Linked DNA regions of Homo sapiens: region 2 is linked to region 1. A link is a loop called in an ENCODE intact Hi-C map of the cell type or tissue named here. Cell type or tissue: ascending aorta. All regions are shown on one strand. Links, peaks and the distances in the headings refer to the core of each region. The heading gives the core; the rest is flanking DNA. Region 1 overlaps EBF1 (EBF transcription factor 1). Region 2 overlaps EBF1 (EBF transcription factor 1).

What was found. Hi-C counts contacts between places; a loop is a spot of excess contacts. Peaks named below come from ENCODE experiments on the same cell type or tissue, not always from the same donor. Only the 100,000 strongest peaks of a DNase experiment are listed, where the experiment ranks them.
Region 2: a loop joins it to region 1, with 2.6 times the contacts of the local background. A loop is called at or near these places in 3 of 110 quality-filtered maps.

Annotation. Positions count from the first base shown.
Region 1 is chr5:158,977,661-158,983,041 of GRCh38, forward strand. The region is part of intron 6 of EBF1 (EBF transcription factor 1); the gene reads right to left. Among named protein-coding and RNA genes, the nearest start is that of EBF1, 120 kb to the right of the region's middle. In ascending aorta, for the core only: no CTCF peak of the experiment used is centred there; DNase peaks (open chromatin) are centred at 201 and 2,721; H3K4me3 peaks cover 1,613 bases; H3K27ac peaks cover 4,323 bases.
Region 2 is chr5:158,698,917-158,704,297 of GRCh38, forward strand. It overlaps EBF1 (EBF transcription factor 1), which reads right to left. Exons shown (of 16, transcript NM_024007.5): 16 at 1-226. The coding sequence ends at 195. Among named protein-coding and RNA genes, the nearest start is that of LINC02227, 290 kb to the left of the region's middle. In ascending aorta, for the core only: no CTCF peak of the experiment used is centred there; a DNase peak (open chromatin) is centred at 2,705; H3K27ac peaks cover 4,430 bases.

The sequences.
Region 1 (5,381 bases), core at 193-5,192:
GTGTCATGTGCGTTTCCACAGCAAGATATGAAAGGGGTGGTTAAAAATCTGCTTCATTTAGGGAAATATACTCTGTGACTTAGTAAGAATGCCATGGCGCTGACCTCCCAGTGGGCTGCCTGGGAATGCATCCACTTTGACTTTTCACTGGTTCTTAAATAAACAGGGTACCAGGCCTCAACCCGCCCTGCCTTAGGAGGAGGGAGGAGAGAGAAAGAGACATACACACACACAAAGGCTAAAGGAAGGGAAAATGGGTGATTCTGACTCAAAAATTAAGTGAAAACGCCAACCCTGTCATCCCGGGATGGCCAGACAAAGGGAAGAGGCTGCCTCACACCCACACGGTCTACCCGTGGGTAAACTGGCATTTCTAATACTTTTCACCTAGTCTTGACTTGACAGATGCCTAACCTTAGCTACTGAGTGGAGACAGGCTGATGGGCCTTGGCCATACAGGGGGAAAATTTTTGATGCTTCTCACTTATGACATGATTGATTTTCTTTCAGCGGCCCTTCACTTTGGGAAGTGGCGAGGGCTGGCTCACTGCGCCCCGGTGCGCCCTGACCCCCGACATGCGGCCGCTGTGAGGCTGGAAACCGATGACGGCAGAAACCTAAAAAATCAATAGGCCCTGTCAGTCAGGGGCCAGGCGGATGTCTTTTAAAAACCCAATCACGACATGTATTTGCTGCATGGTGTGGAACTACTGCACACTTGAGAACACACTGAATTTCCCCCTTCCCTTATTTATTTATTTTTTTGGATCTGCTTTACACTTCATTTTGCCTCTTTTTAAGGTTGGAAGGGGCAGAAGCCTTAACCTTTAAGGCAGCAAGGGAAAGGGGCAAGCCATGTGGTAAGTTCTGTTCATGATTTTTACAGGAAAAATTCCCTGGAAACTATTTGAATAGTATGAAATAAATAGAGCACCTTGCCGCTGCCAACATAAACAGTGACATCATTTTTTTTTTTTTACATTATCTGGAAAGAATTTAGATATAAGACTTTTAAGTCTAAAAACATATGAGGGCAAAGCTGCTTAATAGGCTTGATTAAGGAAAGACTATTGTTTGATTTTTCTTTGGGGGTTTCTTGAAGGTAAAAGAATTGAAGATACACACACACACACACATACACACACACACACACACACACACACACACACACACACAGAGAGAGAGTCCACAGTTCTCTTTTGGGAAAGAACAAGCACTAGGAGAATCACTCAGTTTCCAAGCAGGGTCAGTGTAATATTCTCCATTCGGTGTAGAAGAAAAATCAAATATGCATCCTTTCTTTGAGAGACAGACAATGCAAAAGGTGGCATTTAGCTTCTTCCTGATCTGAGGTGGGAAGGATAAATATCAACTATGACAAGCCAAAAAGATAAGAGAAATACCATCAGCTGGAATGTTTCAGCATAAAGAAATCCACACTCACACAAAGAGAAAAAAGAAGAAAGTGAAAAAGGTTTGGAGACTATAGGAAAACAGAGAAGAATGCTATTAGAGACTATTAAAATGTATAAGATCTATATGAAAGTGGATGTCAGAATTTCTGCGACATGCTTTTCTCCTTTCTTTTCAGAGAAATAGATAGGTATATTACACATTATCTTAAAATTCACTTAAGGTAAATATCATACATTAAAAATAAAACAAATAAACAAAATCTGTGCCTGAATTCCCAAACTAAGCCCAATTAAAGGTTTCTTTATGGCTGTAAACCTGACAAGCTACAATTTCCCCCTGTTGCAGTGGGTGTGTGTGTTTTAATGTAATATTAATGAGCCAGGATGGAGGGTCATAAAAAGTGATAGGTTTTTGCGATGGTAAATTATAAATCGGTATTGATTTTTCCCGGCACTAATGCAGCCAGCTTATTGTAAGACACCACAGGCAAAGTGCACTTTATCAGATTAGACTGGGGCCGGTATCAAATATACATGAGAATAAGGATGCATTTGTGAGTTAGACTAGACTTTTCTTCCCTAACAATGCATGAAATTTTTAAGGAAAAAAAAAAAGCAGACAAGGATACTGGGAAATTCAACTTTTTTTTTCTTTTTCTAAAGCAAAAATTTCCAGAATTGTTGCTCTTGAGATAATTTGATTCAAAGTGAAGAGAAGGCAGTAATAACGCTAATCAAATTATAAATAGTTTTATTTAAGGCTGTTCTAAGTTTCTCTTATTCATTTGTACTTTAGGTTGGTGCCCAAAATGCAAAGGTCATTCTCTGGCCCCTTCCCTGCGTTCACTCTCTGCTTGCAGCATCATTGCTTTCCTCTACCCACAAGTCACTGGGAGTGTTTTGTTTTTTGTTTTTTGTTTGCAAATGACCGAGGTTCTTCTCCGTTGGTATTTTATAGTCAGAAGGACTTCATTAGGCAATTGAGTAGAGATGTTCAGCCATAGAGAGAAAAAGAGAAGGCAAAGAAAGAATAATAACAGGAGGAAGAAAAGAAAATGACTAGACCCCATTTCCTTCAACAAAGATATTATTATTTGTCCTCTCTCCAAACCTGGGTCAGCGTCTGACTCACTTCACGTCTCATATGTCAACAGAGAAGAAAGTCCTCACCCTGAACGTGTGCTTGCCTTTTGTTCTTTGGAGAGACTTCTCCAGCTTTGTTGGGAATGCTAGCAGCCCTGTTTCCAAACACTTCCCGATTTCTTCCTAATAACTGCTGGCACGCTCTCTATCAAAATCTGCCACTTTCCTCCCTGCACAAAAGCTGTGCTTCCACCACGTGATCGCAAGCCGTGCCCAGCTCTGAGGCCAGATCCGCAGCCAAGACTCCTCTCTCTGTCTCCATGGCGTGAACAGGAATTGGAAACCAGCACACTCAACCCCAATATAGTCTTTTTTTAAGAAGTCGAGAGAACATGTGTTTATTGACAGTTCATTAACAAATATCAACCCCCCGCAAGCTGTTTACTAAGGAATGTAGTTAAGTGAAGATGTGTGAATATAAATAACTAACAAAGGAAGAATGGAGAGAAAATATCTCATGGCATTCCCCCTTTGAATGTAGTTTGAATCTGTTTTATTTTCTGCTAGAAACATGTTGCTACTGAAGGTGTCTCTATGACACCCAGAACAGTAAAAACAGCAGGTGTTTGTGTGCTGGTATCTAGAACACTTAAATAAAACTCTGAAAAACTGGAGTATGACATGCCTTCTCATTTTTTTCCCCTTGTCTATATCAAGGGATTTAAACAATTATTTTAAAAAGGAAAAAGAAACTAGTAAGTTTCATAATAAGGTTAAGGCTATAATATAATTGCTAATTTCTAAAACATGATGAATATTTAAAACCACTGCAAAAGTTTACAAAAACCAAGCCCAAATCTTGAGGAACATAAAATCTTAGTTGGGGATAAGAGGAACCAGCAAAGAATATATACTATTCAATAAGGTGTTTCTCATTTGTTACACCAATACTCAAAATGGGCCATATTCAGCAAGGGTAGCTAACCATTTCCAAATGTTAAAAAAAAAAAACTGACTATAATATCCTTGCATCAAAATGACTCCAACAATTACAGAAACAAGGGAAAATGTTTTGAGACAAGAACAAATCAGGTAAAACCTAATAAAGTCAAAAGGAAATTAGAAAAATAGAAGGTTGTTTTCATGGGAGTTTAATCTTTTCACTGGAAAGTGATCTTTATTGTATGTCAAATCAACATTTTAAGGTGCTTTTTTATAAAGTTATGAAAGTAGAAGCATACATTTTTACCTATTCTAATTTAACTGTATTAGTGGTGCCAAAACCCTCATTTACATTTTTCATAAAATTGTGAAGAGGTTCTCTCTGCTTTAGGGATAGAGCTAATAAACAAACACATAAATTAGTGTATTTTAATTAAACATTATCCCATGAAGTAATATTGTACACCACTGCCTAATACAAGAACAACTTTCTTACTTAAAATCCAGTATAATATTAAAATATTAAAACTCATTAAAAATTAATTTTAAAATACTTTATAAACATTCAAGTACCCTGAGTTCTGTATTTTTAAAGGTTTTATGTTGTTGGTTGTGCACATGATATAATCCACAAGCTCCTAACAAAATGGCGCAAGAAGCTACAGTTACTTTGCAGAACTGCACTGACTGATGTAGAACAATTACTATTGTTTTATTTTAAATATTTCATCAAAACAGTGCTGATAGAATCTTACTAAAAATAAAAAAAAAATTAAAAGTCCAGCGGACACATATAGCAAAACAGCATTGACTAATGACTTCAAATCATTAACATACAGATCTGAGACTTGACTCATGATCTAGCTAGATAAGCCTCCTGATAATATCATTTTAAAATTGCATCCAGTTCACTCAATCAGAACTTGTTTGTGTTCCCACTATGTGCTTAAAATGGGATTTCATTGTCAAATTATGGTTTGGGGAAAAGGATTCAAAATAAGTTACAATGGCCTAGACCAAACTACACGCTAATTGAAACTCTGTAAAAAAGGTAGATAGGTTTTAAACATGCCTAAAAATATCTTTAGAAATCCTAGGTCAAATAGATAAATGCCCTGAGACAATGAGCTAATGAATGTAAATCATTTGACATTTATTAAATAAACATTAGCTGCTACAGTTGTTACTAATAGTATTATTTGCACAGTAAGGCTCAATCAAAGGTGCAGATTTACCAAGGCTTAAAAACACAGATGAAAAGGATGCACTTGGGCATACTTCACACTCAAGTTAACAGTCATTTATTGAGGGACTATTGCATGTCAGCCACTGTGTCAGGCAACGAGGATATAAAGATTAACAAGATTAAATTACCTGAGGGCCATAACTTTTTAGTCTGCCTTACTTAGTGTTATACATCCAGATCCTAGCACAGTGCTTGGCACCTTGAAGATACTTGATAAATATTTGTTGAATAGATGAATTAATAACAAAATAAAAATCCCTGTTGACAAGGCATTCACAGTCTAATTCTTTTTGCTTTACACGGTACTTAAATTTTTCCATCACAAGTCCAGCTTGCTTTTTTTTGGAAAACTCCCTAGCTAAATATAATTTAATAAAGTGTCCATGATCCCTTGATTCCGAGAATATAATCCTGTTGGTATTTAAAGCAAAAGATATATATATATATATAGTGGTCTAAAAAGGGTCAAATTCCCATTCAGCATCCTATGTATGAAACTCTTGATTTAACCAGAATTATCTTGGGAGGAAATCCAAAATAACAAATGGTTAGAAACTATGAATCCTTCTGGTCTGCTCCCCTATGAGGAACTGCTTTGTTACCTCATAGGGCAAAGCTGTCCCAGGATCTGCCGCCCCTGGCACCAGGCTCCACCTGCCACACTTTACCTAAGAGGCCCTGGATATCCATCTTGG
Region 2 (5,381 bases), core at 184-5,183, 280 kb before region 1:
CCCTGCACTTGCAGATCCCTCTTCCAATTTCAGTATTTGCAAGGTCGGTGATTTTGTTTGTTTAAAAATCTGCAGTTATTGTGATTCCTCTTAAAAAGGCCTGAGTTAAAAGTTCCACTCTGGGACTTGTATCAGATTACTCTCTGTAGCAGAATCCAACCTCTTCATTAATACAATTCTTCAAGGCAATTCTTTCACATAGGAGGAACAATCATGCCAGATATCGCTATGAAAGAAAAGACAGAAGTCAATGGTTTCTTTGCGTTCAAACTTCTCACTGAGAAAAATAATGAAGACTAAAAAAAAAAAAACACCCACACACAACTATGTTGTTCGACTATTAGCCACAAATTTGCTCTCATCTTCTCTGGAATGAATTTTCGTTATAAAATATACATGTGCTTTATTAAAAATTATAATAAATCAGCATGGGTATGTGTCTTTAACAGAACAAAATATCCTAAACATCTCTCCAAATCTGATTTCAATTTTAAGGCATAACTGGAAAGTTGCATAGTTTGAATACCACTGGGAAAGTTGCAGCTTCGAACCTTGCAAAATAGTGAGAATTTTCACTTTGTCACTCTTTTTTCCCTCCCCTTCACACCCAAAATATAAAGAAGTGGTCCATCCAAACTGCAAGCAGTTTCTACAAAAAACTTGGCATTCCCTATCCTCTGTATTAGCACAAAAACTAAGCCACAGAGCAGAAATCTTGAGTGCCTTTGCTTAGGTCCTTAAGCTGGGAGAAGGAAATGCCAGCTACAGCAGGCCTTGTTCACTGGGAACATAAAGTTGGGAGAAAGCATAGCTGGGAGGAGAAGACAGGTTTGCATGAAACTGCAGAATGTCTTCCATATCACGGCTTCACTCAACGTTTCGGGAATGATCTGACCATATTTCCTAGAAAACTGTAGCCTGGGGAAGCTGGAGTGAGATCCTGGGAAAAAAGAAGCCTGTTTGAGGTAACCAAAAATTGTTGAAAGCATTCAAAGCTAGGAGGTCGCAGATAGTGGTATTTAGAGAACACAGAATCAGATAGGCCTGAGTCCCACCTCTGGCTTTTCTGCTGTGAAGCTCAGCTTCTGTAGCTAGAATCACAGCAACACTTAGGGTTATTGGAGAGGTGAATAAAATGACACATGCAAAGTGCTTAGCCTGGGTTCAGCTCCTAGTGAGGACCTGATAGACGTTAGCTGCTGGGATTTTTAACCCATCACTTCTGCTACTAAACTAGCTGTGTGACCTTGTGTTAATTGCTTAACTTTTCTGAGGTGTATTTGCTCTTATGTCAAATAGGCACCATCCCATGTGGCACACTTTGTGTGATTGCTGGGAAGAATAAAAGGATAACTAAGAAAATTAAAACAGGGTGGCACCTTTGAAACATGTCAAAGTGAGAGAGATGCTGACATTACAAGCAAGGGGCAGCCGTCTTTGGCTCCCAATCACGGTTAAGTGTCTTGTCAGGCAGAGAGAGTCATTGCTTTCTTTTTATGGCAAATCTAAACGTAAATTAATTAGTGTTCTTGTCAGTGATGACTGTGTCTAGGAAGTGGCCCTCTTAGTTTACTATTCTGGAAGAATGTGCCTTTAAAAAAAAAAAAAAAAGCGAACCCCAGTACCACAAATCCTGCAAGTGGACACAGGGAGGCCACCCTGGGCTCTTAGCCCCAAGACCCCCACGTTCCTCCGGCTTCCCCACCCCCACCCCTGGTATTTTAGATTCAATTAAAATGAAACCCAAAAAGTATTTTGCCAAACACTTTTTCCGTTAATTTTTAAACCCATCTGTATTCACAAGGAAATTCAATCCACATGTTTCTGATTCATTTACACGTAAATCATCCAAATGTTGTTTTGCAAGAGCCTTTTTGCAGCCCAAAAGCTCCTGGAGTCCTTTCTGTAAGCCCTCATAAGCCTTTTTTTCTTAGAAACAGGAAGTTGTCTTTTGCCAAACGCAGACCAACTTAAACCCCCAAAGACTTGAGATCAGTTGGAAATGCAGTCCCCCTAAGATTCAAGTGAGCCCTAGGTTTGACTGAAACCAGGAGCTCAGTATTTCAATCCAAGCCTTAACTGGAGAATTCGAGATGCTATCACTCCAAAGGCAAGGAGGCGCAGGGGAGTCTTTGCTGTGTGACAGCCCAGCATGGCTCTGCCTCCCCAAGGATCTTTTCATCTGGGCTGGAGGTGGGTCCAGGCACCTTTATTAAAGACAGCGGGAGTTTTAAGCCTGTGGCAAAAGGTGCAAGTCTACTTTCGCTTTCCACCAAAATCTATTCTGCGTGCCTGGCATTAAAGAGCAGTTCCCTATAGTATAGTCACACAACTCAGGCAGTATCAATATGATTCAAAGCAAAGGAAAAAGCTAATTTGGTTGGTGGGTCCAGCCAACATTTATTAGCTGGTCTGTGAAAACATCCCATTTGAATGGCCAGAATTAAAAAAAAAAAAAAAATCTAAGCAGGCTTTTGGTACCCAAATAGTGTGTTAGATCAACTAGATTAAGCCTCCACTTAGGGCCACATTAAAAGTTCTAAAGCAAAGCTAACTGATGTACCAGTTCATAGTTAACAGCGCTTTTTATTTTGGACCATTGGGGCTGCAAACTCCAGCATCCCAAGAGCCCAGGCTGCGAACAGCAGTGAGTGAATCCCCTGGGTGCGTAAGTGAGGATGGAGGTGATGATGCCAAGGGCATGCCTGGGCAGTGACTCAGCTCCCACCAAATGCCACTGGGCAGGAATGCCTGCTCACAGCCACTGATCTTCTCAAATGTTTCAAGAGAAGCTAGAGATTTAGACTTTGTTTTTTTAAAAAAAGAAATAGCCAAGTTTATACATGATAGCACAAAATTGAAATTAAAAACAAATATATGGGTCTAGGGGGTGGGTTTGGCCCACTCCTACTTTCCTACCTCGCCTTCATCAGCCGACAGACTTCTCTGAGAGTCTAATGGGAGCTATGGAACCTCTCTTCAAAAGAGGTTGTGATGTCTTGGCACACAGTGCTGAGTATCCTCATGGGGAATCTTCATGTACCCTACTTGGGCAAGACAGCATGCCACAGCATTTCTGGAACATTCTAAGGCCCATGTTGCCTACACCCAGAATTTTGCATGTAATATCAAAGCATTACTGTTCTCTAAATCCCAATCATGACTTCCTAAACTCCAAGGGCAGAACCCTTGCGGTTGAGTAAATTATGGGAAAAGATCCCTGCCTGTGGCCTCTGAGCCTAGATACCTCCAAAGAGGCCCTTTTAATAGAGAAACTCCACTGCAAAACTGCCTGAAGATCTTGAGTTTTAGGAGTTGTTTTTCTTATATCTGTGCTGCAATCTGAAGATTATGTGGGTGAGAGGGATGGGTGTCTGGAGCTTGGAATGTTCCAGCAATGCCATTGGCATGCTAACTTGCCCAAGTGGAGTGCATAAAGATTCCCATGAGGACACCACCCTCTCAGCACCATGTGCCAAGACATCACAAGACCATGGTGGCTCTGCCATTTTCCCCAGCAGCTGGATGATCATGTTCTCTGACAGAAGCTCAGAAAACTATTGCTTTGAGAGGCAATGCATTTTTCATTACCGTTTCCATATTTTTGATAAAAACAAAGACAAAACAAAGTTCTGCAGAGCTGGGAGGGTTTGGAGTGAGAGGGTGGAATGTGGTCGTACCCAAACCACCACATGTGTAAGAATTATGAGCTAATCACTCAGGAGGCTGAGGCAGGAGAATGGCATGAACCTGGGAGGCAGAGCTTGCAGTGAGCCGAGATCGCGCCACTGCACTCCAGCCTGGGCTACAGAGGGAGACTCCTTCTCAAAAAAAAAAAAAAAAAAAAAAAAAAAAAAAAGAATTATGAGCTAATCAGGAACAGGGGGGTAAGTGAGTGGGTAAATCTTGCACCGACTGAATATGTGCATGGAAAAAATGACGATTCCATAGGATTTGGTCCTGGGCTGCATGATATCTAGGGTTGAGAAGAGCCAGCCTGAGCTTCAGCAAGGTGGAAAAGAAAAAACATCAGTATATGGATACTACTTTTGTGAAATTACTCTGGCCTTTTTGTTTTTAATTTTTCATGCGTAGACTGTCCAGGACATGGCTAAGGTTTAGAATCACTACATCAGCGGGGGTTCCAATGGCATGTAACAGCCTTCTTGGGGATGCCTCTGTCTTGAATAAATGAAGTCCTCTGAGGCCTAAATTGCCTGAAACCCAAGCTCTAAGCAGCATAAGCTTCAGGAGAAAGGAGAGGACATCTCCATGGACAAAGACTGAGCATAGTTGGTGACTCAAGTCTTTGGCTCTGGAAAACAGACACAGTTAGGTAGTCTGGGACCAGGATTTATCAATTACTTCACCTGCATAAGAATAGAAAGAGGTATCTCTGCATTTTTCTCTTTAAATCCAAAATATAGTTGCATTTTCCAAAGTTTTTCATATGACATTAAGTGTTCTTAACATGCAGAAAAGGACTCTGTAGGCAAACAAGTTTGCCAAACTAAATGAAATAGTCATTTTTATTTAACTGCAGGATGCCCCAGAGACTTTAATTGTGGATCTCCAAGATAGTGATCCAGGGAGCACCACATTCTAAATGTTTTTGACTACCATATTTTTATTTTTTAACAGGACATTTTGTGAGGCTCCAGAAGTTGAGACTAGAGTTGCTTTTTCAAAAAAAAAAAAAAAAAACCCTCAGATATATGGTAACTTTTCAAACGTTTTATCTACCTGGGAGACAAAGCCAGCTGGAATCATGATAGAATCTGTGAATCCTACTGGTCACCGCATGTTATCCAGGACATGTCTGTCTCTGCTTCTTGGCTAAGGTTGTCCTCAGTCTTTCTGCTGAAAGTGCCCCTTGCCCCCATCTCCCTGGCCCTGAATCCCACTTGTTCCTCCTTGAGCCTGTTCTGAATTCTCCTTCATCTTTCCTTCCTCTGTACTTCCACAGCTGGGTGCCCAGCCTTTCCCAGACAGATCTTCCTTATTTACTTTGGTGTCATGTCTCCCCTAATACAGGGAAAGATTTTGAGGGCAGGATTTTGTAGCCCTCTTGTGCCTAACCTAGTGACTTGAATATAGAAATGTAATATAGCATAGGGGCTTAACATAGTCCAGTCAATCTGTCTGGGCTTAAAGCCCAGGCTTCCTTGTTTGCTAGTTGTGTAAATGGGGACAAGCCACCTTAGCTTCAGTCTCAGTTTCTGCATCTGTATAACAGGGACAACAGACAAGCTACCTTAAGGGTGGTTGGGAGCCAGGCTGGGAATAAGCCCTCCTAGTCAGTGGCTGTGTTCACCATTATCACCACCATGTGACATGGCCGTGCTTAGTTCTTGGGGAATAAATATGCGTGTAGTAACCGG